Linked DNA regions of Homo sapiens: region 2 is linked to region 1. The links are chromatin loops, found by intact Hi-C in ENCODE. Cell type or tissue: GM12878. All regions are shown on one strand. Links, peaks and the distances in the headings refer to the core of each region. The heading gives the core; the rest is flanking DNA. Region 1 has its middle 230 kb from the start of MIR4303. Region 2 has its middle 180 kb from the start of TRD-GTC1-1.

The links. A loop is a pair of places that touch in the nucleus more often than their neighbours do. Peaks named below come from ENCODE experiments on the same cell type or tissue, not always from the same donor. Only the 100,000 strongest peaks of a DNase experiment are listed, where the experiment ranks them.
Region 2: a loop joins it to region 1, with 4 times the contacts of the local background. A loop is called at or near these places in 2 of 110 quality-filtered maps.

Annotation. Positions count from the first base shown.
Region 1 is chr12:98,215,009-98,231,483 of GRCh38, reverse strand. No RefSeq gene overlaps it. Among named protein-coding and RNA genes, the nearest start is that of MIR4303, 230 kb to the right of the region's middle. RefSeq lists a cis regulatory region at 3,899 and enhancers at 3,815-3,984, 9,067-9,236. In GM12878, for the core only: no CTCF peak of the experiment used is centred there; DNase peaks (open chromatin) are centred at 2,186 and 6,453.
Region 2 is chr12:98,312,472-98,328,946 of GRCh38, reverse strand. It overlaps the pseudogene LOC100131529. Among named protein-coding and RNA genes, the nearest start is that of TRD-GTC1-1, 180 kb to the left of the region's middle. RefSeq lists an enhancer at 3,708-4,416. In GM12878, for the core only: no CTCF peak of the experiment used is centred there; no DNase peak of the experiment used is centred there.

The DNA.
Region 1 (16,475 bases), core at 1,534-9,533:
GTAGAGATGGGGTTTTGCCACACTGGCCAGGCTGGTCTCAAACTCCTGACCTCAGGTGATCTACCTGCTTCGGCGTCCCAAAGTGCTGGGATTACAGGCGTGAGTCACCATGCCTGCCCTTAAAGACATTTTAACACTATTTTATATAGCTCCTGCACATTTGTTGTAAAGTTTATTCATAAGTATATTACATATATTTTTGCTTTTGTAAAATGAGGGTCTTTCCCATTATTTCTTGTAATTGTTATGTGTATACATGAAGGCTATTGATTTTTATATATTAATTTTTTTAGCAGTACCATACTGAATTCTCTTAGTGTTTATAATAATTCCTCAGTTTATTTTCTTGGGTTTCTAGGCAATCATTTTATTTGCAAATCATTTTTTTTCTGTCATTTATTTCATTTACCTAATTTCATTGCCTAGCTAGATGCTCCAGGGTAATATGAAATATTATGGCACAAGTGAACTTGTTCTAGATTTAGTGGGAATCTACTAGTATTTCCCTATTAATCGTGATATTAACTTTTGTGTTAATATATATGTTTACGTATTTATCATATTAATGAGGTGTCTGTTAATATTTTATCAGTTTTTTTAAAGTTAAGAATAGAGATTATATCTTATCACATGACCTTTTAGTACCCATAGAGATGGTCATATGTTTCTCCTCTCATCTGTTTAAACAATTTTTACTTTTTAAATTTGAATTTTATAAATAGATTTCCTAATATTTAACCCTAACCTTCCTTCAATTCCAGAGTAAATTCCCTTTGGTTATGATGTTTTATCCTTTTACAATGCTTTCTGAATTCTGTTTCTCCATGTGTTACAGTACTTCTACATTAATATTTGTAAGAAGGATTGGTCTTTTGTTTGAATTTTTAAAAATTGTGGCATAAATGTTATGTTAGCTTCTTGAAGCTCTTTTTTTCTATGTTCTGGAAGAATTGTCATTCTTTGTCTTGTCTGGTGTTGTTTGCCCTGGCCATGATTGGATTTTTAATTATTTAGGGTATGATATTTTGGGGTCAATACGTGTTTAATTACTGATTTGCCTGGAGTGAATCACTCAGCCAAATATTTTGCCATACAGAATTTTTAGCCACTTAAAAATACAGCGTCATATCTCGGCACAGCCATGCTTACTCCATCCTCCTAAGCCAAAATGGACCACATATTGACAAATCCCTACCAGTCCTCCAAGATCCTGTTCAAATGGCACCTTCATGAAGCCTTTCCTGTTCTTCCAATTCTTAGATGGTCTCTTTCTTTGAGGATAATTTTCCGATTTTCTTTATAATTTTTTTATGACACATCCCATTTTTCACATATTTTTCAACAGATTCATTAAATGTCTGCAGACATTAGACAAAATGCTCCCATAATGCTATACTATTTAATCCTTCCCACAGTCCTAAGATTTGAACACTTTCCAGATAAAGGGATGCCAATCTAGAGAGAGTCAATAATTTTTTTTTAGGTTACAAAGCTGATAGGCTTCAAAGCAGAAATGTAGCCCAATTCTGTCTGATTCCAAACCATATACTGTTTTCACCAGATCATGTTGTTAAAATAGAAGATCATCTTTATGATTATTTTGGGCATGCTTCTTTCTCCTCTATGAGATTCCAAGGCCCTGGGTCTGGACTGTGTCTTATTTCTTCTGGAATTCCCTATGTCTTCTTGCACATGGGAGGAAGAAAACAAAAGCTGATCAAATTGCTAGAAGTGAACAGAGCGAGTATCTCAAATTTCGTTCCAATAAAGCTTCAGAATGAATTATGGAATTTTGCTCATGCATTTAATCCCTATTTATAGTCCATTAATCCACACATTTATAAGTTCTTGGTGAAAGGCTTTTCAGAAGGATTTTTGAAGCTATGGAATATGGGGTTTGCTTTCATTGCCATCCAACTGTGGAGCATTCTGGTGGATATTCTCTGGGGCTAGGTCAGTGGGCAGAATTTCCAGTGTTAATTATCTGCATCCTATCTTGATGCTGGAAAACTGCAAGGTGTTGCTTGTCCATCACCTCCGGGGTGCCTGATTGCTTTCCAGGCAAGCCAGAGCCTCATCATACTTTCATCTAGAAGCGACAGCTTCCTCTTTTCAGTTCTCATAGAACTCTATCTGCACCTCTCCTTTGACCATCTCTCACTTCCTACCTGGCATTACAATCGTGTATGTGGATCTCTTATTTCCCTGATGTGTGGTAAGCATCTTAAGGTCATGGACCATGTCTGATTCATCCTCATGTTCCCCACTGTGCTCACTGGGTGCTTGGCACATAGTAGGAGCTCAATACAGTTTAAAAAAGTGATTAAAGTAGGTTCTAAATTCAGCAAATATTGCTCCTCCTATTTTACTGGTACCATTTCAGCATTTTTGCTGCTGCCCACTATTCATATGGGTGGTATGAGCTGAAATTGCTGAAGAGAGATGTAATTTCCCTTGTTAATATAATTACTACCATATATTATCACAGCGCTAAAGTCATAACATTCTCATTTTCAGTGGCCTATACACATCACCAGAATTATCTCTGGAGGAGAAATTTATCATGTTTGTTTTCAGTCTCAGAGTGAAATGCTGCCAAGTTTGGTGAATACGTGCTCAGCCCCGTTTGAGTGACAAGTGAGTGAATAAATGGGGACATTTCACCTCTCATGAAAAAAAAAAAAAACAACAAAAACCGTCAGGCTCTTATTTGCATCCAGATAATTTATTAACTGTTTGGATTCCTAATTCAGGGCAGGGGGAGGGTAGTGAGCATGCTTTTCTCTGCGGGTCTTTCATAGTTTGGGAAAATAATAAACGAGGAGCTGAAGAACCTGGAGAGGAAGGGGGAGGGGAAAGAATATTTACATTTTGCTCATTATGAGGGCAGCAGGCCCATCTGGGGCAGGCTAATGGCCTTGTCAGCTAAACTGAGGGTAGACAAGGACAAGATTTTCAACTGTGAGTGTGTGATCAGCCTGTAGTAGTCAATAACTCTAAGACATGCTTATTTTTCGTTTTGGGGAAAGAGATTCTGCTTCTAGCAGTCTTATCTCAGCCTGGGACTTAAAGGGGTCTTTAGCTGAAGCAAGACCAATCTGGTCCTTGTCATGTTCTTGGGTGGATAGAAGTGGGGCATCTAGGCTGGGTGTGGTAGCTCATGCCTGTAATCCCAGCATGCTGGGAGGTCAAGGTGGGAGGGTCACTTGAGCCCAGAAATTTGAGATCAGCCTGGGCAGCATAGTGAGACCCCATTTCTACAGAAAATTGAAAAATTAGTTGAGCATAGTGACATGCACCTATATTCCTATCTACTTGGAAAGCTGAGATAGGAGGATTGCTTGAGCCTAAGTTAAGTTAATGTTACAGTGAACTATGGTTACACCACTCTACTGCAGCCTGGGTGACAGAGCAAGACCCTGTCTAAAAAAAAAATAATAAAAGGCAGGACATCTGTTCTGCACTTTGGTATTGCTACTGGAAGGTCAGCCATGAGGTGCAGGCCTGGCGCTTCTGTGGCCATCCACGTCCTCTACCCAGAACTAGCTGAAGACAGCACCAGTGACAAGGTGGGTCCCTGCAGGGAGTCAGGGCCTCTCATCAGGGAATCTAGGCTGCAAGAAAGTGGCAGAGGCAAGTTCAGAGTCCAGGAGCTGGGGTATGGCTAGGATTTTAATAAGCCAAGAGAGGGCTCCTACAAAGAGACAGAACCTAAAATAAAGGGTTCCCAAGGAACAGACTCCAAACTTGGGCACTAGAACTTGTAACTACTTTACGTCTCCCTCAGAAACATCCATTTCCTAGCTGCATCATCTCCAAAGTCCTTGGCCTTGACCCTTCCTAGCTGTTCTTCGACTGCAGTGGCTTTCAATTCTGCTGTGCATTAGGGTTGCGCTGCGGTGTGTTATGCTAGGGAACCTATAAAAGAGAGATGTCCTGTCTTCTTCCCTGGACATGTATGTGTTTGTATATACGTGTATGTACACACAGATACATATTTTATAAATATAATGCAGACGTACACAGTTATGTATTTACCCCTAGGAGATTTGAATGCATAGTCAGGTCAAGAACTGCTATTAGATGTTGTGAGAGGAGGAAGTAGAAGCTTGAGCATCCCCTGGAGGCCAACAGGAACATTACCGGAACAGAAGCGCTCATGGCAAGTTCATAGCTTACAGCTACTATTTATGAAATACGGACTCTGTGCCAAACACTTTCTTTATGAACTCATCTGATTTCATATGTCTCTACAAAGTAGATTTTATTAATGCTATCTTAGAGATGAGAACGCTAAAGACCAAGGTCCCACAGTTGAACTGGACCTTGAACCCAAGTTAGGATGGGACCATTGCTTCCTTGATCTGCCTGATTCATATGGTTATTGTAATGATTTCAACCTGAGTTATAGGTTATTATAGTTTTAAGTTTAAGAGTTTGGGCTCTAGAATCAGACTTAAATATATTCAAATTCTGGCTTTGCAATTTAAAGCTAGGTGATTGGGACAAATTACTTAACTTCTTTGACTGTATTAGTCCGTTTTCAAGCTGCTGATAGACACATACCTGAGACTGGCTAATTTATAAAGAAAAAGAGGTTTAATGGGCTCACAGTTCCACATGGCTGGGAAGGCCTCACAATCAAGGTGGAAGGTGGAAGGTGAAAGGCACATCTTCCATGGTGGCAGACAAGAAAGAAGTGAGAACCAAGTGAAAGGGTTTCCCCTTATAAAACCATCAGCTCTCATGAGACTTATTCACTACCATGAGAACAGTATGGGGAAACCTACCCCATGATTCAATTATCTCCTACCGGGTCCCTCCCACAACATGTGGGAATTATGGAAGCTATAATTCAAGATGAGATTTGGGTGGGGTCAGAGCCAAATCATATCACTGACCCTCAGTTTTCTCACCTGTACAATGGGAATAGAATGGCTGAGATGCTTAAATGAGATAATTCTTGTGAAGCTTGTAGGATACTGGCTGGTTCAAACTAAGTAACTAGTAAGCATTTCCTGTTATCATCAGAACTGTCTCAGGAACCAGAAGCAGGTTAGGAAATACAGGTGTCGAGCTTAGAAACCCAGCTGTGAGGAACTGGAAAACATATTTCAGAAAGATGTATGGGGCATGCTGGTGCAGGCTTGTATGAACTTTCTATGCCAGTCTCGATAGGTTAGGACATGGGAAAAATGAGGAAACCTGCAAATAAAGTTAATCAATGATGCTCTTAGGTGCCTCCTTTCCCAAATTCCTCCTCCTTGAAACCCCTCCCCCCATTGCTCCTCCATCCTTTCTGTCTAATATGCTCTCTGCCAGCTGTGATTGAATGCTTGGATCCAATCTCAGGTGATAATGGCTTAAGAAGGTACCTGTCCTAGGAGTATTTTACCTTTTTTAAGAGATTCAATTAACCTTCAAGACCTGAAAGAATTAATCTGTAATGATATAATTTAAGGCCCTGTGAGGGGTAATGGGAAAATAGCATTGGGCGGAGGCTTTTTCCTTTGGTCATTCGAAATGGAATGCTGCTTTACCTGCTCAAGGGACTGCCACCAGATGGTCATCTGGATGGCAGGGACCACCTCCAATTTATCTTAGAATCCTCCCAAGTCTTGTGTTTGGCCGTAGGGACACAGTAAATTCTCAAAATCTTTTTATTGAGTAAAATTTACAGAACATATTTAGTTGTCATCTTAATGTTGCTTCTGTTTAGGTATTCCTGAATGCTTAATAAACTTTACTACAAGGTTTTGAAATGTGAAAACAATTAGTGAAGTAAGTGATTAAATTTTATACCCTTAATCATTTTAACTTTTTTACTCTGTGTTCATTTTTTTCACATGCATTCATTCAGCAAATGTATATGGAGTGTCTATTCTGTGCCAGTCGCTGGAGGAAACGTTTTGGGTTGAGGGTCTTCTTTCCAGACTCTTTGGGCTGGTTTTCTCCTAGTCTTCTTGAAGTTGGGCCATCTCTTTTTCAGCTCTTTCTTCACCATGTGAATGCCTAGCTTTTTGGATCTAGCTGTTCAGGCACCCTCTTTCTTAAGCTCCTGACTCTTTCCTAGTCTCACTGTAAGTGTATCTTGGAAGGGTGTTTATATTCTATGTATTCAAAAAAGGAAGTAAAAAAAAAAATCCATCAACCCTCAGGTAACAGTTAAATCTGATGGAGATTTCACCAAATGAATTATGGAGTCCATCTCTTACTTTTATTATTTAGAACCTAGTCTTGCTGTGACTCTTGGTGAACTTGCAGCTCTGATGTTAATAAATAACTCATCCTCGGTCACTTAGCTGGCTTCCAAAGGAGATTGTGTGCAGAATGTCCCCCCCACACCCCGCAGCTGTATTAGTGTGTGTTGAGGCCAGCCCTACATTTGGAGTAAAGGGTGAAAAAAACGTTAGTCATTGAATTTTCAGTGATAGTAGACCAGAGAACAATAACTTTGCATTTTGACCATTTTCACACATGTAGTTTTCACTTTCGGTTGCATTCATTTTAGTTTATTGTTTCAATTTTTCATGTTGGACAATTTTGACAGTTGAGAAGGCAGTGACTCTGGGGACCAGCTGTGTGAGCTTTAAAATATGAAAAGGGGGAAGGGATGACTGCATGATGACAGAGAGCAGAATGAGAGTAGTGGGGCCAATGTGGGAGGGTATAAGAGGAGACAGAAAGGCAGAGGAGACGACAGCATGAGGAAAAATGCCAAGTATGGAAATAGATGTCACTTCTTCCAGGGCCTGGCCAAAGCTCATATGATACTCTGTTATAGCCTTTCTGCAGCAACAATGCTCATTCAACATTGATTTATGGTGTTTGGGTTTACATAGCCCTGGCCACATACTGCAGAAAAGCAGATCACATGGAGGGTGGGTAGGGGAGAAAAATGTTTTAAGGTGCAACCCCTCTCTTGGCTATTTCCTGATTCTCTCTTGGGGCTGCTTTGTGAAGTGAGGTGGCAGAGGTAGTCTTTTTGTGCTGAGTGGTAGTAGGTGGAATGGGAGACGCATAGACTTTGGAGCCAAACAGACCCAGGTTGGAGTTCCAGTTCTGCCACTCACTGGCTGTGCCACTTAGGCCAAGTGGCTTCACTTCCCTGACTCTTCAGTTCGAAATCTGTAAAATGGAGATAATAATAAACATCTTGTAGGACATCAGTAACTATTAGCATTGACTTATTGCTGTGGTGGTTAATTTTATGTGTCGACTTCTTCACTGAACCACAGGGTGTCCAGATATCTGATTAAACCTTACTCTGGGTGTTTCCAGAAGAGATTAACATTGGAATTGGTAGACTGAGTAAAGCAGATCGTCTTCTCCAATGTGGGTGGGCATTGTCGAATCTGTTGAAGGCCTCAAGAGAACAAAAAGGCAGAGGAAGGGAGAATTTGCTTTTTTCTGCCTGACTGTTAGAGATGGGGCATCAGTCATCTCCCTGTCTGGGACCAGGATTTATACCAATAGTGCTCCTGGTTCTCAGGCCTTCAGACTCATACTGGAACTACATCACTGGCTTTTCTGGGTCTCTAGTTTACAGATGGCTGATTGTGGGGCTTTTCATCCTCCATAATGGAGAATGAACTCTTCATAAAGGAATTGAGCATGAGTCAATTCCTTATAATAAATCCCTTTAAACACACACACACACACACACACACACACACACATACACATTCCAATGGTTCTGTTTCTCTGGAGGACCTTGATTAATACACTTACTAATCTATGAAAATGGCAAATAATCAGTAAACAGCAGCCATTTTTAAGATAAGGAGTCCTATAAAATAGAAGCAAAGGTAATTTAGTTTTACCTGAGCTGACTCTAATTATGGGTGTATGTGAGTTGACAAAATTTATGATCACCTATTTTTACATATCCTTGTGTAGGTGTATTTTGACAGTAAATTCCTTTCAACGAGGATCGATAGAGTACCTACACTGTTACAAGCACAGTGCATATAAACAATGGTAAAACAGAGGCTCATGCATTCTAACAGCCACAAATAAGCAAAGGAAACAGATTTGCATATAACCAACTGACCCAACCAACCGACCATCCAACCAACCAACCAACCAACCAACTAGCCAACAATAAGACAAATGTTAAGTTGGTTGGTTTGAATAAAAGACTAGGCAAGCTTGAAAATGGAGGTGATTAACTTTGTCTGTGTAAGTAGGGAGGACGTGAAGAGTAAAAATTTACTAGGGTTGAAGGAGGGTGGGTTATCTATTCAGAGATTCCAGGTTCAATTAAGACTTGGAGGACTAACTTGACGTAGTTTACGTGGAGGAGTGGCCAGTAGACTGGTGTGGTGGGATTGCTGGGCACTTGGGAAGGAGTACTGGGAAGTAAGGTTAGAGAGACAAATTGGGGCCAGAGTCTGAAGAGAAAGACAATGGGTTGCAAAGGTGGTGAATGAATGCAGAGTTGGAAAATATCCCCCAAAGGACAGGACTGCTGGAGAGAATTAGAGGAAGATTTAATAGTATTCAAATTCATGAGACTAGTTGTTATTCATCTTAGTACAAGATAGAAGGAAAGGAAAAGTTCAGCCTGAGAAAGTATATAACACTAGGAATTATATCCCGACTGTGAGGCTGGGCATCCCAGTGTTTTCTGGAGAAGAGTGGGTAGAGGATTCCCTGAGAGCAAGCTTGTGAAATACAAGGGGTCCAAAGTTTCCCAGGTACGTTGCCATCCCTGAAACACCTTAGACAGGTTTAACTACACTTGTTTTGCTGGGACTTCAGTGGCATGGATCAGGAAGAAAGGGGAAGCAGCTGAACCCAGTATGACAGGGGCTGCAGAAATGCTCTGATCATTAGCTAGTCCAGGGCACATGAACTGGGCCACCATGAAGGCATTTAGAGGAAGGGGACTGCCCAGTGAATGAGTGCCCAGCTTATACCAGGTGCACCATCCTCAGAGGCTAAGGCAGTTTGTTCAATTCCAGACAGTCCCCTGACTGGGAAGTCAATGTCCCTAATGATTTCCTTCTTTCGGTCTGGAATGATTCAGAACTGGGTTAGATTGAGCCTTTCTTTTTGGCAGACAGTCAGCAGTCATCTTCTTTCCCCTTTTTAAAATGCCTGTAGAATAGGAATACTGTTATGGAAATTAGTTAGCAGCTGCTCTACACGAATGTTTAGAAAATTAATATTACTCACATTATACAGTATGGAAGCAGAATTTTAATGAAGCACAGAAACTACAGGCACATTGACCCTTTCCCCTTATCAGAGAAATCTCAGAATGCCTCACTTTCCTTGAGAAAACTTCTCATTTCCACTAGGCTTCTATAGGCTTATTAGTGACAAAAATAGCACATTCACAACCCAAAGGAGCAAATATTTCAGAACATATTGTACTAAAATATGACAGTGTCAGCTAAACCATTATCTATACTTATTTCTCATTATTAATTCTTAACAGTTAGCTGTTCTTTGTTGCATGGTAACCGGATTTGCCATACTATAAAAAATGCTTTAAAGTCCTAAGTGTCAGACTTTGTTCGCACTAATTCTGTTAGAGATGATTGTTATTTGCGCTACAGACTGCTGGGGATGTGGCCTGCATTGAGTAAGAATATGGGATAGGAGGGAATTGGGGTGAAGGTGGGATGTCATAGGGAAGGAGAAAATAACCCACGAGTCAACTCAGAAAAGCCCGTCTTTGCAAAGTCGAACCTAGAACCACCTACCAAGGTCAATACATGTGGCCTCAGTCAATACTGAAAGACCAGAGGGATTTAGTTAATGGGGTCAGGAATGTTATCTGAGGTGTGTGAGACCCCTGGAGAAAGGCTGCAGAAGGAAATTTGAGTGAAGAAGGCAGAGAACAATTAGGGTTGAGGGATAAAAGGAATCCGGCTTGCAGGGGGTCTTCAGCTGGCATGATGAAAAGGAACACGCAGCATGAGTCAGGAGCAGCCCTGGGACATGTTCCAAAGGTGAAAGAACATCTCAATCAAAGGAAGCTCAAGAAGGAAAAAGAACGGCAAACTTCTCCAACAGGTTGTCTGCATTCTAAGTGATTTATGATTTCAACCCATGCAAAAATGTGATGTTCTCTGGTGCCAGGGAACAGCAAGGGTGTTCTTGCCAAAGAAAAGCATTGTTAATGTTCAGGGAGGTGTAGAAGTGGTGATTGGGGGGTGGGGGGCGGGCGGCGGAGGGGGAAGAACCAGAGCAGTGGATCAAGAGCTGGGAATTACATGGAGAAAGAGGTTTATTTGCATTTTGTGGAGAAGTTTGCTTTACACAAATGTGCTATATGTAGTGTCCTGTATTCATTATTCAAATATACTACTATCCACCTTGGGAAGAAAGCGTGTGTGTGTGTGTGTGTGTGTGTGTGTGTGTGTGTGTGCGTGTGCATGTATGCATGTGCCCAGATATCTGATGCTGGGTGTGGGTAGGAGGCTGCCAATCTTTGTCCTCACCACCACTGAAATTTACTGAGCATTCACTGGATATAGACACTGGGTGTTGATCCTGAATCTGGTGCTTGTTACTTGTTACAAGTGATACTTGTTAACTACAGTATGACACTGAAAAATCCACAGTGGTGTGCTGGTGCCAGCTCATACCAGCTTGCAACCTGACATCAGGTTGGTAGGTTGAAACCTGCCATGGTAGGAATGTTAATGCCACAGAAATTGGCAAATGTTGCAAACAAGGCTTTCCTTGTCTCTGCACCTCTATCCAAAGAGCTGGGTGGTAAACATTTACCAGCACGTCGCTGGGTTTTTGCCTTTCAGATGCAGAGGAAATAGTGAAAGGAAACAGCTTCCTTCAGAGACAAGTATAGCTACTCCCAACTCCTTGCCTGTTCTTCCACATTAATCCGCTGTTCGAGAGTGGCAGTTGGTTCACCATGGAAAGAATATGAGCACTGCCATCAATAGACCTGCACTGGAATCCCCACTCAGCCATGTGTTTGTGTTACTGCCTTAGCTGAGTTATTCAGCGTGTCTGCGTCTCAGTTTCTTTCTCTGTAAAATGGGGAGATAGTATCTACCTTGCAATGCTGTCAGGTTTAGAAACCGTATCTCCATAATGGCTGCATTTGCTAAATCTCTGCAATTTACTCTGAAATGCGTTAAAAACGATGGCTTGGTAAATGGATAGTGAGATGGATAGAGGGATGGATGCATGAAAAGGAAGTATTGCAAAATAGTAGAATCCAGGTGGTGAGTAGATGGGTGTTCACTGTAAAAAATTGGTAACTTTTCTGTAATTTTCATAAGAAAATGCTAAAACAAACGAAGCCTATTAAATAGTAATATTGACAAAAATAACAACAGTAAATCCTAACAATAGTAGATATGACTCATCCTGTCACTTTCCCTCTCCTTCACTCTGTTCCAGCCCCAGTGACCTTACTGGTTTGGAATATTCCTGTCCCTTCTGCACTTGTTTCCTCCCACCTAGACTAATGCTCTTCCTTCCCGGATTGCTCTTCAACCCCTTCAAGTCTTTGTTCACATTTTACCCCCTTGTTTGGGCCTTCACTGGCTACCTGTTTATAATGGCACACTTCACCCACTGGCATTCCCTATCTAGCTTGGCTTTATTTTCCTCTACTTATCAAAATCTGCCTTACAATATATTTTACGTAGTTTATTGTCTCCTTGCATGAGAATGTAAACTCCATGAAGGCAAAGATTTTTGTTTAGTTGGTCGCTGCTGGATGTCTAAAAGAACAATGCCTGGAATGTCATAGGTGCTCTAAAAATATTCCCTGAAAAAGGAATGAATAACAGCCTTGGCTGACTTACGGCTAAGCCCCAAATGAAGGCAGCTGTCTCAGTTTGGGTTCTCTCTGAAGCAGATTCTGATATAAGAGTTCAAATGTGTAGGAAAGAAAAATGATTGTTTCTTCAACCGTCATAATTTCTTGGTTGGAATAGACCCCTGTAACAGATAAGAGAAAAACAGTTTATTAACATACATATTTTATGTAGATGGGAGACACCCAGGAAATGAGTAGTTCTCAAAGAGGTGGCTTTGAATTCCAGCTTAGGTAACATCTTCAACAAAGAACAGTTACCTTTTTAGAGAAGGAACAACACAAAGGAAAGGATTTTGAGTTTCTGGGGGGCAGCAACTTGGGGAAGGCAAATAACTGGCAGATAAAGGCTTGTTAGTAAAGCTGGTTAATAGATATTCCTCTGGTACCATCTCTAGGCTGATAAGGGTCTAAAGTTCTTCAGTGGCCAACGTTTGTTCTTCCTGGTAGAAACGGGGGCCAGGACATCTTTTGTCTTTGTAAATCTGTGTCCTGCTTTTACGCAAATAGAGGGAGAACAGAGAGCTTTCCTGTATTTGTTGCTTCGAATGGTCTCAGATCATAATCCTTACACCAGAAGAGGCGTATTTTGGGGTGGCATGTTTCTGGTCTCCTGGAAATGCAAGTAGATTACTTGGAAGGTGATCCCAGGGTACACTGATTAGAGAGTAGAGAATTGAGACACAGCTAATAAAGAATATATTGTCAGGCAAGTTACCACTGTGAGAACCTGGAACATCCCCGGGCCACGGTAGAAGCCAGTATAAGACATGCACCTCAGAGTCATCCTGTGGGGTTTTGGAGTTGGGGTATTTATGTACCAATTCCTATCCTTAGTTGAGGGCTGCTCCCAGAGGTGTAAATTTCCTGACACTTCTGTGTGTTCGGGGAGAAAAGGTATAGAAAGCCAAAGAAAATTCTTAGGCAGGGGACGCAAATGCCAGCCTTTAGAAATCAAGCTGGTACGTAAGGAAAAGGTATGGCGTGGAAGGATATGGGTGGAGCATCCACAGAATCTGCCTTGTCACCCAACATTTTAATGCATTGAGGTCTCCAAATCAGCATTATGAGTTCGTACTTCACATTAACATCACTGATCCTAGAAAAATTCTACAAAAAATCTGTGCATTTCCTCCTTAAAACATTCCAACTTAATTTTACCACTTAGATCCTAGATGTTTTGTCAGTTAATTAAAAAAATCAGAGCTTGTTTAGTATATGGAGGAGAAATTATTGTTTTTTGCCTATTATATTAAGATAGTGTGTTCTTCTTTGGCAATGCCCTAACTAATATTAATCTCACACATTAAATAGGAGCTTCCAGAACAAAATAATATTCATAGATCCAAAAGCAAATGTGCTGACATTTTAAAAATTTCCCAAAATACCAACGAGTTCCAAACTGGAATTAACTATCTCATAACAAAACCTCATGTTTCACTGATTGCTGCTTATGGCTAAAACTAATAAGTTGGGCCAAAGGGAGAGATACAGATCCTCACAGTATAAACAAACAAACCAAATTACCACTCCTAGAGACAAAAGGTTATTTGGAACTTAATGATAAGGTCACAAGGCTTGAAAGAAACATAAACACTTATGACCTTATCTGTCATTTTACCTAAGACCACACTTAATTTTTATGTATATAAAGTTAAAGCACTATTCAGTTGAGTGACCTTCATCTGAATAGTTTGCATTGTGGAAATCTAAAAAAGGATAGAGTGGCTGGGCTCGGTGGCTCACGCCTGTAATCCCAGCACTTTGGGAGGCTGAGGTGGATGGATCACGATGTCAGGAGTTCGAGCCCAGCCTGACCAACATGGTGAAACCCCATCTTTACTTAAAAAATACAAAAATTAGCCAGGTGTGGTGGCGCACACCTGTAATCCCAGCTACTCAGGAGGCTGAGGCAGGAGAATTGCTTGAACCCAGGAGGCGGAGGTTGCAGTGAGCTGAGATTGTGCCACTGCACTCCAGCCTGGGCGACAGAGCGAGACTGTCTAAAGATTAAAAAAAAAAAAAAAAAAAAGGATAGAGCAAGATGTTGAGCGGATATGTAGCTTTTAACTGGTTGTGTTAAGAGGAGCAGTAGGGAAAAGATCTCCTTTTTAGTAGGTAGGCAGATTTGCATTCAACTTCCTTTCCTTCCCTTCATTCATTCTGCTGCATACTAGAATGTGACCTTGGTGAGTTATTAATCTTCTGGTTTTTCAGTTTTCTTCAGCATGAGAATGGGAACTGTAGTACCTCACTCCCCACCCTATCACCTGCCTTTCCTGCTCTTCCTACCATGGATGAAATGAGATCATATATGCAAAGTACTTAGTTGAGTGCTTATAAGAATATCTGTGCTTAATAAATACTAGCTAATTTTATCATGTCCATTCACTCATTTGTTCAGCTATATATATATATATATATATATTTTATTTATTATTATTTTTTTTAATTTTTTATTTTTGAGACAGAGTCTTACTCTATTGTCCAGGCTGGAGTGCAGTGGCATAATCATGGCTCACTGTAACCACCTCTTCCTGGGCCCAAGAAATCCTCCCATCTCAGCCTCTTGAGTAGCTGGGACTACAGGCATCTATCACCACATCTGGCTAACTTTTTGTATTTTTTTTGTTTTTTGTAGAGATGGGGTTTTACCACATTGCCCAGGTTGGTCTTGAACTACTGGGCTCAAGGGATTTGCCTCCCTCAGCCTCCCAAAATGCTGAGATTACAGGCATGAGCCACTGCATCTGGCCCTTAGCAAATTTTTATTGAGTGTCTACTATGTGCCATGTATTGCTCAATGTTCTTGGGATACATCAGTGAGCAAAAAGTCACAAAGATCCCTGCTCTTAGGTGTTTATGTTTTAGTGGGGAGAGGGGATATAGCCAATAAGCAACTGATAGAGCAGATAAGTAAATGATGCAGTAGATTAAAGAGAATAAGTGCTATGGGAGAAGGAAAAAAGCAAGGAAAATGGGATCAGGAGTGTCAGGAGGAGGACATCTTGTAATTTTGCATATGGTGATCAAGGTGGGCCTTACTGAGAAGGTGGCACTTGAACAAAGATTTGAAGGAGGTGAGGAAATGGGCTGTGGGTGTCTGGGGAAGAGTGTTCCAGGCAGAGGGAATGGCCAGTGCAAAGACCCTGAGGACTCTGCATGACTGAGAAATAACAGGAAAGCCAGCTGGGTGAAAGCAGAATGAGTAAGGGGTGGGATGGGGGAGCAGGTACAGGAATATGAAGTCAGAGAGTAATTGTTGACTCAGAAAGAGTGAGTTGATCATATAAGGCCTTGTATACCATCGTGAGGACTTTGGTTTTTAAAGCTAAGTAAAATTGGAAGTCACAAGGTCACTTTCATTGCTGTATTGAGAATAGTCCTTTTGGAGAAAAGGTAGATGGTTGAAGGCGATTGCAGTCATTTAGGTGAGAGATGGTGGTGGCTTGAATCACAGTGGTAGCATGGGCAGTAGTGATAAATAGTTGGATTCTGGTCCTAGTATTTTAGAAGTAGCCCAATAATATTTCCTAATAGGTTGGATGTGGGGTACTAAAGAAACGAGGGCATCACGGACAACTAACCAAAGGTTTTGCTTGAGTAACTGGAAGTATGGAATCAGCATCAGCTGAGAAGAGACAAGCTGAAGTGGAGAGCATCTGGGTGGGGGTTGCATCTGGATATGTTTTTAAACATGCTGAGATTAAGATGTCAATTGAACATCCAAGGGAAGTTGAGAGTTTGAGTCAGGAGTTCAAGGGAGAGACCTAGGCTGGAGGTACGTATTTGGGAGCTGAGGGCATCTATGTGGCAAGTCAAGAGTTTAAGATGGACTGGGATTGCCAGAGGAGTGAGTGCAGTGACAGAAGAGGTCTCAGAACTGCATTTCAGGGCACTCCAATCTCGAACAGTTAGGGAGAAGAAGAGGAACTAGCAAGGGAAACAGAAGGAGCAAGCAGTGAGGTAAGAGAAGAGCTCAGAAGGTGTGGGGTCCTGGTTGCCAAGTGAAGACAGTGAATAGAGCAGGAAGGGTGATGACTGGGTGAGACCTTGACAGGTCAAATGAGAGGAGGACCAAGAGCTGCCCGGCAGGCCAATGGAGGTGTTGAGAGAGCAGACATGGAAGAGTATGAACTGAAATCTGGGTCAGAGTGGGCTTTAGAGAGGAATCAAAGATAGTAGTGAATAGAAACAGAAGGTTCAAGGGGTTTGCTTCTGAGGAAAATAAAGAGAGCAAGGGGAGAACAGGCAGTGGGGAAAGTGGGGTTAGGAGAATGTTTGTTTATTACATGGAAGAAAAGCAGCATTTTCATCTGTTGAAAATAATCCAGTAGAGAGAGAAACTTTGATGATGTGACAGAATTGCTGGAGCAAGCCTGGTTCTGAATACTCGGCATCGGGAACCCATTCCCTCCTTCCAACACCTCTAAGGGGAGGGTGATATTATGACCCTCTCAATTTTCAGACAAAAATCTAAGTGCCGTTCTGCAGCCTGCTTTCTTCCACTTACAATATAGCATGAAGAACTTACCATGTCATTGCATTGGGAAGCTCATTCTTTGTTAGCGGCTGCATAAAACACAATTTTACAGATGTATCAATGTTTTTAATAATTCCTCTTTTAATGGAAATTAAGGTTGTTTATAATTTTAAAATATGTTTGATATTA
Region 2 (16,475 bases), core at 5,241-13,240, 94 kb before region 1:
GGTTAAAAGCAAATTAAATGAATACAAAAAGAAAGTACACTTCCCTAGATGGTAAGACAGTTGTACCTTAGCCAGATATAATAAATCTTCTTACTCTAAGAGAATAAAATTTCAAGTTCTGGTCATGGTGCTGACTGACTCAGTGGCTTTGGGAAGTATTTTAGATTCTTTTAGCTGCAGTTTACTTTTCTGTAAAGTGAGAGAGAGAGAGGCAAGCTGCTGATGTTACTTAAGGTGGTTGGCTTCCTTTGTGGGAGAGCAGGTGCTCATCATAGACCAGGGGCTGGTCTTCCATTTTGCAAGTAGAGAAATGTTGAAAACACAAACAAACCAAAACAAATGCATGTGGTAGCGTGGTTTCGAAGGTAATCTTCAGAGTCAGACTGTTTGATGGGAATCCAGGCTCCATCACTAGTTAGTTGTGTGACCTTCAACCAGTTACATAAACCTTCTGTGCTTCCATTTCTACATGTATTATATGTATAAAAATACTACCTACCTTGTAGAGTTGTTACATAATGTATGTAAAATGGTTAACCCAAGGTTGGTTTATAATAGGTGCTTAAGGAATTTTTTTTTTTTTTTTTTGGAGGTGGAATCTGTCACCCAGGCTGGAGTGCAGTAGCACGATCTCAGCTCACCACAACCTCCGCCTCCTGGGTTCAAGTGATTGTCCTGCCTCAGCCTCCCAAGTAGCTGGGATTGCAGGTACCCACCACCACACCCAGCTAATTTTTGTATTTTTAGTAGAGACGGGGTTGTGCCATGTTGGCCAGGCTGGTCTTGAACTCCTGACCTCAGGTGATCCACCCCTCCTCGGCCTCCCAGTGAATTGTTTTTAAAACAGCCTAATTGGTGTGTTTATCACTTTAGCATCTGCCTTGTACTAAGTGGTTATTCACTAATAATTGTCATCCTTGCCTTATTTTTTACAGTCAACTCTCTATTTTGGGGGTGCTAATGGTGGTTTGGAACTTAACCCTGTTCAGGGCCTTTCAAAAGTGTATAATGCCTTTCGGCCTTTATTTTTTGAGATGGAGTTTCGCTCTTGTTGTCCAGGCTGGAGTGCAATGGCGCGATCTCAGCTCACTGCAACCTCCGCCTCCTGGGTTCAAGCCATTCTCCTGCCTCAGCCTCCGGAGTAGCTGGGATTACAGGCATGTGCCACCAAGCCCAGCTAATTTTTGTATTTTTAGCAGAGATGGGGTTTCACCATGTTGGCCAGGCTAGTCTCGCACTCCTGACCTCAAGTGATCCACCTGCCTCGGCCTGCCAAAGTGCTGGGATTGCTCATGCCTATAATCCCAGTACTTTGGGAGGCCGAGGCAGGTGGATCGCCTGAGGTCGGAGTTGGAGACCAACCTGATCAACATGGAGAAACCCCGTCTCTACTAAAAATACAAAAATTAGCTGGGTGTGATGGCACATGCCTGTAATCCCCGCTACTAGGGAGGCTGAGGCAGGAGAATCGCTTGAACCCAGGAGACGGAGGTTGCGGTGAGCCAAGATCATGCCATTACACTCCAGCCTGGGCAACAAGATTGAAACTCTGTCTCAAAAAAAAAAAAAAGAAGTTCTGGGATTACAGGCATGAGCCACTGCTCCCAGCCGATGCTCAAGGAATGTAAATGCACATTCAACTGCTTACCTGGCAGCTCCCTTCTTCTTTCTTAAAATCATGTTAATTTAGTTCATGTTTCCACCCCTCCTCCATGCAGCCCATGTGCCTCAAGAGAGGCTAATTGATCTGAGCTGTAAGGGAGGTCCTGATTATTCAACCCAGTCCTTCTCAAACTCTTATGTCATTAGAATAATCTGAAGGGATTGTTACACACACACACACACACACACACACACACACACACTCCTATTTTTTTTTCTGGACCATCCCTCTAGTAGGTGTGAGGTGAAGTTGAGAATGTTTTTTAGTAAGTTCCCAGGTGATGTTGATGTTGCTGGTTTAGGAACCATGCGGAGAACCTCTGATTTCATCTAGTCATGATGTCAGACCGCCCGCCTTGCCTGGTTGGTTTAGTAAGACAGCAGAAAAAGTTTACTAGGGGCTTCTGGAGAAGGAGCTTTTTATTGTTAAGAGATTGATGAGTTTCAGGACATGCTATTCTGAAAAATGGCACATGGCATTTCAGAAAACAGCAAAAGCAGGAAGGTCTCTCTCTCTCTCTCTCACTTTCTTTTCCACTTCTTCCCTGAAGCAGGCCATAAAACCTAGCTGACCTTCCTCTGAAAGTAGGTCAGAAAATCCTCATTTCAGATAAAGGGCTTCTCTCCCTATACCCAAAACAAAATAAAGAAATGTCCTCCTCTCTGAAGACACAGAGACACCAAGAAGAATCTGGACAAATAGGTTTTGCTGAGTTCCCCCACTTTATTACCATTGGATCACACCCTTCTGTTTCCCAGTCATCTTTCTGCAGCCCAGCTCTCCACAACAATACAGTCTTCCCTGTATCTTTGGGTCTTCATTTCTGCAGGCTCCTGTGTAACCTAAAATTTATATTAAATAAATTTGTATGCTTTTCTCTTGTTAATCTTTTTGTTGTTGTTGTTATAGGAGCCTTTAAACTGCCTTTGCAAAATTATAGCAATGAGAAATCTAACACAACTGACTCTACCTTGCTTCTAACCTCACAAGCTGTCTTTTCTCACTCTTATATGTAGGCTAACCTAACTGTGGAAGAAATTTAGTTTATTGTTTAACTTTAGAGCAAGGATGATAATAGCCCTTGACAGAAAAAGAAGTCTTGAAGTGAGTGGGTGTTGTTTCCATGTTTGTTTTTCTTTCTTTTCCTTTTAAACTAAACATGTAGTATTGTGTCTTTAAAAATTTATGTAAATGGCAAACCTGTGTATACCGTACAGATTATCTTGTACTTTGTTTTTATCCATCGACATTTTCTCTCAGTTTATTGTGGAGGGGCTTCAAGATGGCTGAGTAGAGGCGTCTCTTACTCGCCTCTTCTGCTAAGAAAAACCAAAATAGTGAGCAGATAATCACACTTCAAATAGATCATCTAAGGGAGAACACTGGAATTCAACAGAGAACTGACAGGAAACACCTAAAGTAAGGAAGGAGAGGGAAGAGAGGAAGCCTGTTTGGCCAAGATCAGCTGGGAGCTGGAAGAGACTCCCCATTGTGGGACAAGGTAAATGAGAGATACCCAGTGGTCCACATTCTCAGCATGAATCCCTGCAATCTTACAACGGGAGAGCCTCTCAACCCCAGTGGCCCCAAGACTAACATAGGGGGCTCCCTGGAAACCGTGGTAAGGCACTGCTCTAGAGACAGAGCTCATCCTGGGTCCCACACATCCCTAAGCAGTGGTCAGACAGTGCCATGTAAAGAGCCCAGCCCCCACTGGACTGGGTTTTGCCTGGCAACCAGGATGAGGCAGCAATCTCGCACCCACCCTACCCACACACACCTGCCCTGGCCCCATGCAGAGGGGCAGCTGTGCATTCTTACATGCCCCAAGGGCAAATTCCACTGCCCACAGCTGCTGTGGCTGTGGACTGCAGGTGGGTGAGGCACAGGGGGATGCCCATGCTCCCTGGCTGCCTACCTATGGTGGCTCCCAGGGAAAGCAACCCATCCTCCCTAGTAGCAGGGCCTCTGCTGCCTCCACCTGAGCATTTTGCTGGCCATGGCTCACCCTACCCTTGCATACCACAGCCAGCATCTATATGAACCACTAGGGTGTCTGGCCTGGCTCCACCTCCTCCAGTACAAGAGTGCAGCATCCAGAGGCCTGGGGATTGCCCAGCCCTCTCCACCACCAGTGGCACCTGAGCACTCCTCCTGGGGTATAAGGCTGGGCCCACTCAACCTGCTGCTACCACCACAACTGCCACTGACCTGCAGGTCCCACATGTGGGTCTGGGGACTGGCCTGCCTGACCTGTCACAGGCACTGCCAACACCAATGTGGACCACTTGGGTCCCAGAGGGATGTCCGTTGCTGCTACTGGCATCACCCACACCACACCCACTGCACAGGGGCTTGGGAACCTGCTCACATGCCTGGCCCACTGCTGCCATTCCTGGGAACAAGCCACCCGGAGGCCCAATAATCAGCCTACCTGGACCTGCTAACACCAGTATGTATGATGCTCTGGGGCCCTAGGACAGGCATGCTCAGCCCACTGCTGCCATTGCTGGGGCCTGAAGACTGGCCTACCTGGTGTCCCAGTCCCCAGCAAAACTTCATCACAACAGTGTCCACTAGCAAACTGCATCCTGTCATCAAGGAAATCACAGACACCACCAATGCTGTTTATAGCCAAAGAAATCCTACAAAGACTAATCATCAGGGAAATGCAAATTAAAATCACAATGAGATATCATCTTACCCTAGTTAGAATGGCTATCATTAAACAGACAAAAAAACCCCTGAAGTTGGCAAGGATGTGGAGAAAAGGGAACATTTATACACTGTTGGTGGGAATGTAAATTAGTACGACCACTGTGGAAAACAGTATGGAGGTTCCTCAAACAACTAAAAATAATCATCAGAGAAATGTAAATCAAAACCACAATGAGATACCATCTCATACCAGTCAGAACAGCTATTATTAAAAAGTCAAAAAACAACAGATGCTGGTGAGGCTGTGGAGAAAAGGGAATACATACACTCTTGGTGGGAATGTAAATTAGTTCAGCCGCTTAAAAAGCAGTTTGGAGATTTCTCAAAGAACTTAAAACAGAACTACCATTTGAGACTGCATTCCCATTACTAGGTAAATATCTGGATTAGTTCGTTCTCACATTGCTATAAGGAAATACCTGAGACTGGGTAATTTATAAAGAAAAGAGGTTTAATTGACTCACAGTTCCAATGACTGGGGAGGCCTCAGGAAACTTAGAATCATGGCGGAAGGCACCTCTTCACAGGGTGGGAGTAGAGAGGATGAGTGCCAAGCAAAGGGGTAAGCCCATTATAAAAACATCAGATCTTGCGAGAACTCACTATCACGAGAGCATTATGGGGGAAACCACCCCTATGATTCATTTATCTCCACCTGGTCCTGTCCTTGACATTTGGGGATTATTACAATTCAAGGTGAGATTTGGGTAGGGATGCAGGGCCAAACCATATCAATAATGAAAAGAAAAAAACATTATACCAAAAAGACACATGCACTGCCATGTTCATTGTGCGCTATTCACAATAGCAAAGACATGGAATTAACCTAGTTGCCCATCAATGGTGGATTGGGTAAAGAAAATGTGGTATACATATACATACTACAATAGCACAAAGCCATAAAAAAGAAAAAATCATGCCCTTTACAGCAACATGGATTCAGCTGGAGGCCATTATCCTAAGTGAAATAACACAAGAACAGAAAACCAAATACTGTATATTCTCACTTACAAGTGGGAACTAAATATTGGGTACTCAGGGATGTAAAAATGGCAAAAATAGAAACTGGGGACTACTAGGGAGACAGAGGAAGGGGGCAAGGGTTGAAAAACTTACTATTGGGTACTATACTCATTCCCTGGGTGACAGGATCATTTGTACCCAAGCCTCAGCATCATACCATATACCTAGGTAACAAACCTGTGCGTGTATCCCCTCAATCTAAAATAAAAATTAAAACCCTGAAAATAGAACTACCATATGATCCAGCCATCCCAATACTAGGTATTTATCCAAAAGACAGAAAAGGAAATCAGTATATTGAAGAGATATCTATACTCTTATGTTTATTGCAGCACTATTCACAATAGCCAAAATATGGAATCAACTTAATTGCCTACCGACAGATGAATGGATAAAGAAAATGTGGTATAAACACACAATGAAATATTATTCAGCCATGAAAAAGAATGGAATCCTGTCAATTGCAGCAATAAATGGATGACTGGATGGAACTGGAGGCCGTTAGGTTAAGTGAAATAAACCAGGCAAGACAAATACCACATGTTCTCACTCATATGTGAGAGTTAAAAAAGTTGATCACATGGAGGTAGAGAGTGGAATAATAAATACGAGAGACTGGGAAGGTGTATGTGTGGGCATTGAGTGGGGGATGGAGAAACGTTGGTTAATGGGTACAAAAATACAATTAGATAGAAGAAATACTTTCTAAAGTTTGTTACCAGAGTAGGGCCACTGTAGTCAACAATAAGGTATTTTTCAAAATAGCTAGAAAAGTAAACCTGAAATGTACTGAACACACATAGAAATGATACATACTAAATACACTGACTTGACCATTACACATTCATGCATGTAACAAAATTTCTCATGTACCCCTAAATATGTACAAGTATAACGTATCAAAAAAAAAAACAAAAAAGATTTAGTTTATTGTAATAGCTTAAAGTGTTCCATTTTAGGAGCAGACCACATTTTCTTATCCATCCTGATAAGCACATAGCTGCTCTAGGGTAGCTACCCAAAGGGGGAACTGCTCCGCTGATAGTGGTATGCATCAGCCTTGCAGCTTACTAGGTAGAGCAGAATTGCTCCCCAAAGAGCTACACAATTTGTTCTCCTACTACGCACATGTGAATTTCCATTTCTCACGTCCTTGCCAACAATTTGTATTAATAAACTCATTATTTTTAAAAGTTTTTGTGAAAGACATTGTGAAAAAATAGACCATACTTCCCCCACTAATTTTTAAGGCTTTTTTTTTTTTTTATATAAACGAAGTTGCAATAAGTCAACCTGAGTCTGTTTCTTGGCTCTGTATTCTGTTCCGGTTGTCGCTGTGTCACCTTGCTCTGTGATATGACTTTACAATGAACCCTGTCATCTTTGAGTGTAAGTTTTTCTACATTTTTCTTCTTCAAAATTGTCTTGGTTATTCTTTGCCCTTTCTTATTCTATGGGAATTTCAGCATCCGCTTGACCAAGTCTGTGAAAAACCCAGGAGGATTTGACTGCAATGCATTGACTTTGTTGATTAATTTGAAGAAAATTGCCAACTTAAAAATATTGATTCTTTCTTACCTGTGAACATGCTGCATTTTCCCATTTTTTCCAGATTTAAAAAATTTATATCCTTCAATAAAATTTTATACTGTTTTCATAATATGAATATATACCTTTTGCCAGCTATGTTCCTATGTACCTTATATTTTTGCTGTTATTGTGACTGATACGATTTTAAAATTACATTTTCTAATTGGATGTTGCAGGTGTACAGAGATGTTATTTATTTTTGTATATGATTTTATATCCAATAAGCTCTTACTGCTTTTAATAGTTTATATATTCTCATAGATTTTTCTACATGGACAATACTATTATCTGTGAATAATGACAGTTTTGATTCTTCCTGTCCAATCTCTACATCTCTTTTTTCCTCCCTCTGGTCTTTGCTTTAGCTAAGACATCCAGGAAAGTGCTGAATACAAGTGGTGCTAATGGACATCCTTGTTCTTTAAAATGCAATGTTTTAAACATTTTACTATTTAGCATGATATTTGCCAAAGGTTTTTGGTAAATATCTTTATCAAGTAAAGAAAGTTTCCCTGAGTGCTGGTGTCTAAGAGTTTTTATAGTAAGTGAATATTGAATTTCACCTATTCTTCTGCATTTTTGAGATTATCATATAGGCTTTTTTTTTTTTTATTAGTTAGGGTTGTGTATTACCTTTATTGATTTTCTAACATTAAATCATCTTTGCATTCCTGAGATAGGCCTTAGTCAGTCATGGGGTATCCATTTTTAAATGTCTCACTGCATTTATTTGCTAATAAATTATTTAAGTCCTTTACATCTATGTTTATGAGTGAACTTGGCCTGTAATTTTCTCTTTTTATATGATCCTTCTCCAGTTTTGGGTACATTAACTTTATATAATAAACCAAGGAGTTTTCTATATGCTTAGCAGCAGTTTGAATAAGTTAGGAAACACTATTCCTTGAAGGTTTGAAATATACTTGAATAATCATTTTGGCCCTTATTTGGTGGTGAGGAAGAGCATAGATTGTTAATTACTGGATTCAATTTTTTATATAATCATGTCTATTCAGGTTTTTATATTTCTTATGAGAAAATTTTGGTAATTAATTTTTTTAAAATGTATGCCTGCCTGGGTTTCAAATTTATTGGCATCAAGTTATTCATAATATTCCTAAGATGCTATAAGTTTCTGATGTGTCTGTAATTATGTGTCTTTTCTCATGTCTAATATGGATACTTTGTACCTCAGTTCTTTTTCTTATTCAGTCTTACCAGAGGATTAGTTTGTTTCTGGTCACCGCAAAGATTCAGCGTTTTGCTCTGTTGATCCTCTTTTATTTATTTATTTTTTGTTATTATATGATGAATTTCTACCCTTAAATGTTTTATTTCCTTTCTCCTACTCCTTCATTTGAGTTTACTGTTTTTCCTTTTCTATTTTTTTGAATCAGATGAAGTTCATTACTTTTTAAAAATTTTCTAAGACTAAATGTATTCAATATCCTCATGAAATTTGTGATCGTAAGTATCCAATAGTTTAAAAAGTACAAAACAGACCTGTGGATTTTGAATGTATTAATACAAAGTGCATGACTACATACAGTATATCCTACAGGCAAAGAGAGGTGGAAGGGGAAAAAGAAGACTGTGGCTGAGGGCTAGTAAAAAATAAATAAATACAGAAGCAGAGATGATTCATACTATAGTGTATCCTACCACCAATACTACAGCCAAAATATACAAACAATTTTTTTCAGAATAACTCTGGAGGATAATAATGGCTGGACTCTCATAATTCACCTCAAAGACTGTGGGAGAGCCAACCCAAGTCATTGTGTGGTCTGTGCATATGCTGGCTTGTAGCATGTAGTTTTTTCCAAAAGGAGGAAATATAAAATATGTTTAGATTAACTATAAAACTATAGGGTACCTATAAAAGGCGACTAACTCCTTATTGTTATACTATCCAATTTTAAAAATCCTGTTTAAAAAATAAGCACTGAGTTATGTTACCATAAGGCAGACAAATGCTTCTTCCTCATTGTGAAATCTGAACTGGTGATTTTTTTTTTCCTGAACATTTAGAAAAGAGGCAGTAAGAGTACTTTGGCTTGGGTTCAAGTGAGAGGCTTTTAATGAGCATTTTAGAATTGAAGAGCCCCAAGTTCAGGATATCTCAATGTTCAGAAAGCTAAGCTGGCTAAAAGAAGCCAAACCAAAACCAACCCACTTATCATTAACACCACCCCTCTTCTAGTAAAGTTTTCTTTAAATATAGAGTGGAAAAGAACCCTAATAGGCTAAAACAAGTCAAACACCCACTCTTCACAGACAAAACCTTCACAAAAGCCAGCTGAAGTAATCCAGACCTAAAACTGACCTGTGCAGATTTTCAAGAAAGTCATCAGTCATGTAACACAAACAAAAGTCAATTATTTACACACTCGGAAATTCCTCTAAGAAATGTGCCCTAAGAAGCACTAACATTTGCTTTGTGCCATCCTGAAGACTATACATTTTATTTTTGCGATAGTTTAACTTTTGTGTTTGTTCGTTTAATTGAGGCAGAGTCTTGCTCTGTCGCCGAGGCTGGAGTGCAGTGGTACAGTCTTGGCTCACTGCAACCTCTGCCTCCTGGGTTCAAGCTATTCTCCTGCCTCAGCCTCCTGAGTAGCTGGGATTACAGGCATGCGCCACCAAGCCCACGTAATTTTTGTATTTTTAGTAGAGACAGGTTTCACCATGTTGGCCAGGCTGTCCTCAAACTCCTGACCTTGAGTGATCTGCCCACCTTGGCCTCTCAAAGTTTTGGGATTATGGGTGTGAGCCACCACACCTGGCCTCTGATAGTTCAATGTTTTTAATAAAATGTGTTCTCTATTATGTGGTAATGCTTTGGTACTGTTCATATAGGGTCTTGGCTATCCTAAAGACTTGTCATTTCCCCAAGAGGAGCATTGATTCTGCTTTAGAAGTTTCATAAAAATTGAAATCGTTATCAAATATTAATATGAAGAGAGGCAGCACAGGATGCAACATATACAGTCATCTTTCCTTTCTGTATATTTAGAAATTACTTTTTCCTTTAAGGTATTTGCAACAGAAAGCACAGTCTGTCCTGCTTAATAATCAGTAGTACAGGTTTGAATTGTTGGAACCTTGGCAAGACCTTAATATTTCAAAATTATTAACAACTACCTCTAGGGGCAAGTCCATGTTACTGAGTTATGACAAATTATTATCGTGAGGGAAAACAAGTGTAGCCAGCTACCTTAAAAAATGCCCCAACCACTGCTTCTCAATATAGAAAGACTAAAACTACCTACCGTTTAGCATATGACAAATCCCATCTCTGTACCCTGAAATTCCCCTAGTTTCATTCATTAGAAGGGTATTAAAAAAGACTTATAGCAGCATTCGGCTTTCTTGTGAAATATCCAGCATCTTAAATATTATTTTCAATTCTTTTTTTGTGAAGCTAGAAATCGACTTCAGAATTTGTGAGACTAGGGGGAAAATAACCCATTCAAAACTATTCTAGAAGTTGTTTTTTGGCAGAGTAGCAGGTATCCAAGTTAAAAATAGGTGGGACAGTTAGTTGCTTTGTGGTCTTTTCAAAGTTTAAATTGTTTTTTGTTCCCCGTTTCTACTCCTGAGTGATGTGGGCAGAGGCTCTGGCCCCTGCCCCTACATTTCTCAGTAGTTGCTTTTGTATTCCTGTGGCAAGGCTTGAACAGATGTGAGTTGATGAGGACTTTCCCAAAATGGCCTTTATAAATAATCCCACTATGTATCTTCTTTTTCAGTCTGTGAGATCTAAAAAGGAAAACACCTGGTGTTCTGGTAGAACCAGAAGCCATCTCCATAACTGAGCCATCGTCTGACTAGTTGCTGTAACAAGGAGGCACTTGAGGTGGTACTGTGAGCATCATCATTGCAATCTTTACCTTTCTTCTGCAGTTTATTGGTCTGGTTGCTTTTTATCCTGTTCCCAGATACAGTTTTCACTCTCTTTGGTTTCAGTGTAGTATTTAGACTGGGTCCAGCCCTGCATCTGCCACATGAATCCAGGGTTTTTTGATCCTGCTGGCAACGTCTTCCATCTTTTCACAAGCAGAACACAGGCATCGCAGATGTCTCATGCAGCCCCAAAGAGCTCTGGAAGTCCTTTTCATAGCGTTTACTGTCAGTGAATCAAGAACTGGAGGACTTAGCTCTGCAAACACAACAGCCCTCTATACTTCGGTACATCTTTGGCTTGGGAAAAACTAAACATCTTTTTTCTGGGCAATAGTCTTCCAAAAGCATCCATTCCATAAGAAACAACATCCTGGAGATGCAGAGTGCACGCCAGGCCAGTCCCTCTGTAAGCCCTCCCTCTTCAACTGCCTTGTCTAGAAAAATTGGCCCATTACCTTTTGACCTTTCTTCTTATCTAATAAATGCATTTCAGGCTAAATTGCCCTTAAGTACTGATTGAGTTGCATCCATCAATTTCGATATGCAATATTCTTAATTGTTATTCAGGTCTGAATATTCATAATTTTCTTTATGATTTATTTGTGGACCTATAAATTATTTACATGACCTTAAATATTTCTCTAACATATATGGTTTTGGAGTCTATTTCTCAACTATTGGTTTCTAATTTTACAGTACTTTGATCACAAAATGTGGTCTGCTGCACAATGTTTTGAATTTGTTGAATCTTGCTTTGTGAGGAAGTCTCTAGTAAATTTTTGGTAAGTTATTCATGTGTCCTTGAAAATAAAATGCATTCTTTAATTTTTGGTGTAGAATATAAGTTGCAATCTGTTTGATAAAGTTTATTAATTGTACTACTTAAGTGTCTATTTTCTTTTTGATTTTTATTCAGTATTGTAAGATGTTAAAATCTTCCTTCCATGATTATGGATATGTTCATTTCTCCTTGTGAGTCTTTGGTTTTGCTTTATATATTTTAAGGCCATGTTATTATAGACTATTATAAGACTATTATATCTTTTTAAAAAAATTATTCATTTAATCATTACATCATGTTTTCTCCCTGAAATTTATTTTTGTCTGATTTAATATGACTATTTATTTATTTAGTTTATTTTATTATACTTTAAGTTCTAGGGTACATGTGCACAACGTGCAGGTTTGATACATAGGTATACATTTGCCATGTTGGTTTGCTGCATCCATTAACTCATGATTTACATTAGGTATTTCTCCTAATGCTATCCCTCCCCCAGCTCCCCACCCCCTGACAGGCCCCAGTGTGTGATGTTCCTCGTCCTGTGTCCAAGTGATCTCATTGTTCAATTCCCACCTTTGAGTGAGAACATGCAGTGTTTGGTTTTCTGTCCTTGTGATAGTTTGCTGAGAATGATGGTTTCCAGCTTCATCCATGTCTCTGCAAAGGACATGAACTCATCATTTTTTACGGCTGCATAGTATTCCATGGTGTATATGTGCCACATATTCTTAATCCAACCTATCATTGATGGACATTTGGGTTGGTTCCAAGTCTTTGCTATTGTGAATAGTGCCACAATAAACATATGTGTGCATGTGTCTTTATAGTAGCATGATTAATAATCCTTTGGGTATATACCCAGTAATGGGATGGCTGGGTCAAATGGTAATTCAGGTTCTAGATCCTTGAGGAATCACCACACTGTCTTCCACAATGGTTGAACTAATTTACACTCACACCAACAGTGTAAAAGCATTCCTATTTCTCCATATCTTCTCCAGCACCTGCTGTTTCCTGACTTTTTAATGATTGCCATTCTAACTGGCATGAGATGGTATCTCATTGTGGTTTTGATTTGCATTTCTCTGATGACCAGTGATGATGAGCATTTTTTCATTTGTCTGTTGGCTGCATAGATGTCTTCTTTTGAGAAGTGTCTGTTCATATCCTTTGCCTGCTTTTTGATGGGGTTGTTTGTTTTTTCTTGTAAATTTGTTTGAGTTCTTTGTAGATTCTGGATATTAGCCCTTTGTTAGATGGGTAGATTGCAAAAATTTTCTCCCATTCTGTAGGTTTCCTGTTCACTCTGATGGTAGTTTCTTTTGCTGTGCAAAAGCTCTTTAGTTTAATTAGATCTCATTTGTCTATTTTGGCTTTTGTTGCTACTGCTTTTGGTGTTTTAGACATGAAGTCCTTGCCCAAACCTATGGTATTGCCTAGGTTTTCTTCTAGGGTTTTTATGGTTTTAGATCTAATATTTAAGTCTTTAATCCATCTTGAATTAATTTTTGTATAAGGTGTAAGGAAGGGGTCCAGTTTCAGTTTTCTACATATGGCTATCGAGTTTTCCCAGCACCATTTATTAAATAGGGAATCCTTTCTCTATTTCTTGTTTTTGTGAGGTTTGTCAAAGACCAGATGGTTGTAGATGTGTGGTGTTATTTCTGAGGCCTCTCTTCTGTTCCATTGGTCTATATCTCTGTTTTGGTACCAGTAGCGTTGTAGCATAGTTTGAAGTCAGGTAGTGTGATGCCTCCAGGTTTGTTCTTTTTGCTTAGGATTGTCTTGGCAATGCGGGCTCTTTTTTGGTTCCATACGAACTTTAAAGTCGTTTTTTTCCAATTCTGTGAAGAAAGTCATTGGTAGCTTGATGGGATGGAATTGAATCTATAAATTACTTTGGGCAGTATGGCCCTTTTCATGATATTGATTCCTCCTATCCATGAGCATGGAATATTCTTCCATTTATTTGCATCCTCTTTTATTTCCTTGAGCAGTGGTTTGTATTTCTCCTTGAAGAGGTCCTTCACATCCCTTGTAAGTTGGATTGCTAGGTATTTTATTCTCTTTGTAGCAACTGAGAATGGGAGTTCACTTATGATTTGGCTGTTTGTCTGTTAATGGTGTATAGGCATGCTTGTGATTTTTGCACATTGATTTTGTATCCTGAGACTTTGCTGAAGTTGCTTATCAGCTTAAATAGATTTTGGGCTGAGACGATGGGGTTTTCTAAATATACAACCGTGTCATCTGCAAACAGGGACAGTTTGACTTCCTCATTTCCTAATTGAATAGTCTTTATTTCTTTCTCTTGCCTGATTGCCCTGGCCAGAACTTCCGACACTAGGTTGAATAGGAGTGGTGAGTGTTAGGGTTAGGGTTAGGGTTGAATAGGAGTGGTGAGAGTGGGCATCCTTGTTTTGTGCTAGTTTTCAAAGGGAATGCCTCCAGCTTTTGCCCATTCAGTATGATACTGGCTGTGGGTTTGTCATAGATAGCTCTTATTATTTTGAGATATGTTCCATCAATACCTAGTTGATTGAGAATTTTTAGCATGAAGGGCTGTTGAATTTTGTCAAAGGCCTTTTCTGCATCTGTTGAGATAATCATGTGATTTTTGTCATTGGTTCTGTTTAGGTGATGGATTACGTTTATTGATTTGCATATGTTGAACCAGCCTTGCATCCCAGGGTTGAAGCCAACTTGATCGTGGTGGATAAGCTTTTTGATGTGCTGCTGGATTCTGTTTGCCAATATTTTATTGAGGATTTTTGCATCGATGTTCATCAGGGATATTGGTCTAAAATTCTCTTTTTTTGTTGTGTCTCTGCCAGGTTTTGGTATCAGGATGATTTTCGCCTCATAAAATGAGTTAGGGAGGATTTCCCTTTTTTCTATTGATTGGAATAGTTTCAGAAGGGATGGTACCAGCTCCTCTTTGTACCTCTGGTAGAATGCAGCTGTGGATCCATCTGGTCCTGGACTTTTTTTGGTTGGCAGGCTATTAATTATTGCCTCAATTTCAGAGACTGTTATTGGTCTATTCTGAAATTCAACTTCTTTCTGGTTTAGTCTTGTGAGGGTGTATGTGTCCAGGAATTTATCCATTTCTTCTAGATTTTCTAGTTTATTTGCATAGAGGTATTTATAGTATTCTCTGATGGTATTTTGCATTTCTGTGGGATCAGTGGTGATATCCCCTTTATCATTTTTTATTGCATCTATTTGATTCTTCTCTCTTTTCTTCTTTATTAGTCTTGCTAGCGATCTGTCAATTTTGTTGATCTTTTCAAAACACCAGCTCCTAGATTCATTGATTTTTGAAGGGTTTTTTGTGTCTCTATCGCTTTCAGTTCTGCTCTGATCTTAATTATTTGTTGCCTTCTGTTAGCTTTTTAATTTGTTTGCTCTTGCTTCTCTAGTTCTTTTAATTGTGATGTTAGGGTGTCAGTTTTAGATCTTTCCTGCTTTCTCTTGTGGGCATTTAGTGCTATAAATTTCCCTCTACACATGGCTTTAAATGTGTCCCAGAGATTCTGGTACGTTGTGCCTTTGTTCTCATTGGTTTCAAAGAACATCTTTGTGTCTGCCTGCATTTCGTTATTTACCCAGTAGTCATTCAGGAGCAAGTTGTTCAGTTTCCATGTAGTTGAGCGGTTTTGAGTGAGTTTCTTAATCCTGAGTTCCAATTTGATTGCGCTGTGGTCTGAGAGACAGTTTGTTGTGATTTCTGTTCTTTTACATTTGCTGAAGAGTACTTTCCTTCCAATTATGTGGTCAATTTTAGAATAAGTGTGATGTGGTGCTGAGAAGAATATATATTCTGTTGATTTGGGGTGGAGGGTTCTGTAGATGTCTATTAGGTCTGCTTGTTGCAGAGCTGAGTTCAGGTCCTGGATATCCTTGTTAACCTTCTGTCTTGTTGATCTGTCTAATGTTGACAGTGGGGTGTTAAAGTCTCCCATTATTATTGTGTGGGAGTCTAAGTCTCTTTGTAGGCCCCTAAGGACTTGCTTTATGAATATGGGTGCTCCTGTATTGGGTGCATATATATTTAGGATAGTTAGCTCTTCTTGTTGAATTGATCCCTTTACTATTATGTAATGGCTTTCTTTGTCTCTTTTGATCTTTGTTGGTTTAAAGTCTGTTTTATCAAAGACTAGGTTTGCAACCCCTGCTTTTTTTTGGTTTCCATTTGCTTGGTACATCTTCCTCCATCCCTTTATTTTGAGCCTATGTGTGTCCTTGCACGTGAGATGGGTCTCCTGAATACAGCACACTGATGGGTCTTGACTGTTTATCCAATTTGCCAGTCTGTGTCTTAATTGCAGCATTTAGCCCACTTACATTTAAGGTTAATATTGTTATGTGTGAATTTGATCCTGTCATTGTGATGTTTGCTGGTTATTTTGCCCATTAATTGATGCAGTTTCTTCATGGCATTGATGGTCTTTACAATTTGACCTATTTTTGCAGTGGCTGGTACTGGTTGTTCCTTTCCATGTTTAGTGCTTCCTTCAGAAGCTCTTGTAAGGCAGGCCTGGTGGTGACAAAATCTCTCAGCATTTGCTTGTCTGTAAAGGATTTTATTTCTCCTTCACTTATGAGGCTTAGTTTGGCTGGATATGAAATTCTGGGTTGAAACTTCTTTTCTTTAAGAATGTTGAATATTGGTCCCCAGTCTGTTCTGGCTTGTAGGGTTTCTGCTGAGAGATCTGCTGTTAGTCTGATGGGCTTCCCTTTGTGGGTAACTTGACCTTTCTCTCTGGCTGCCCTTAACACTTTTCCTTC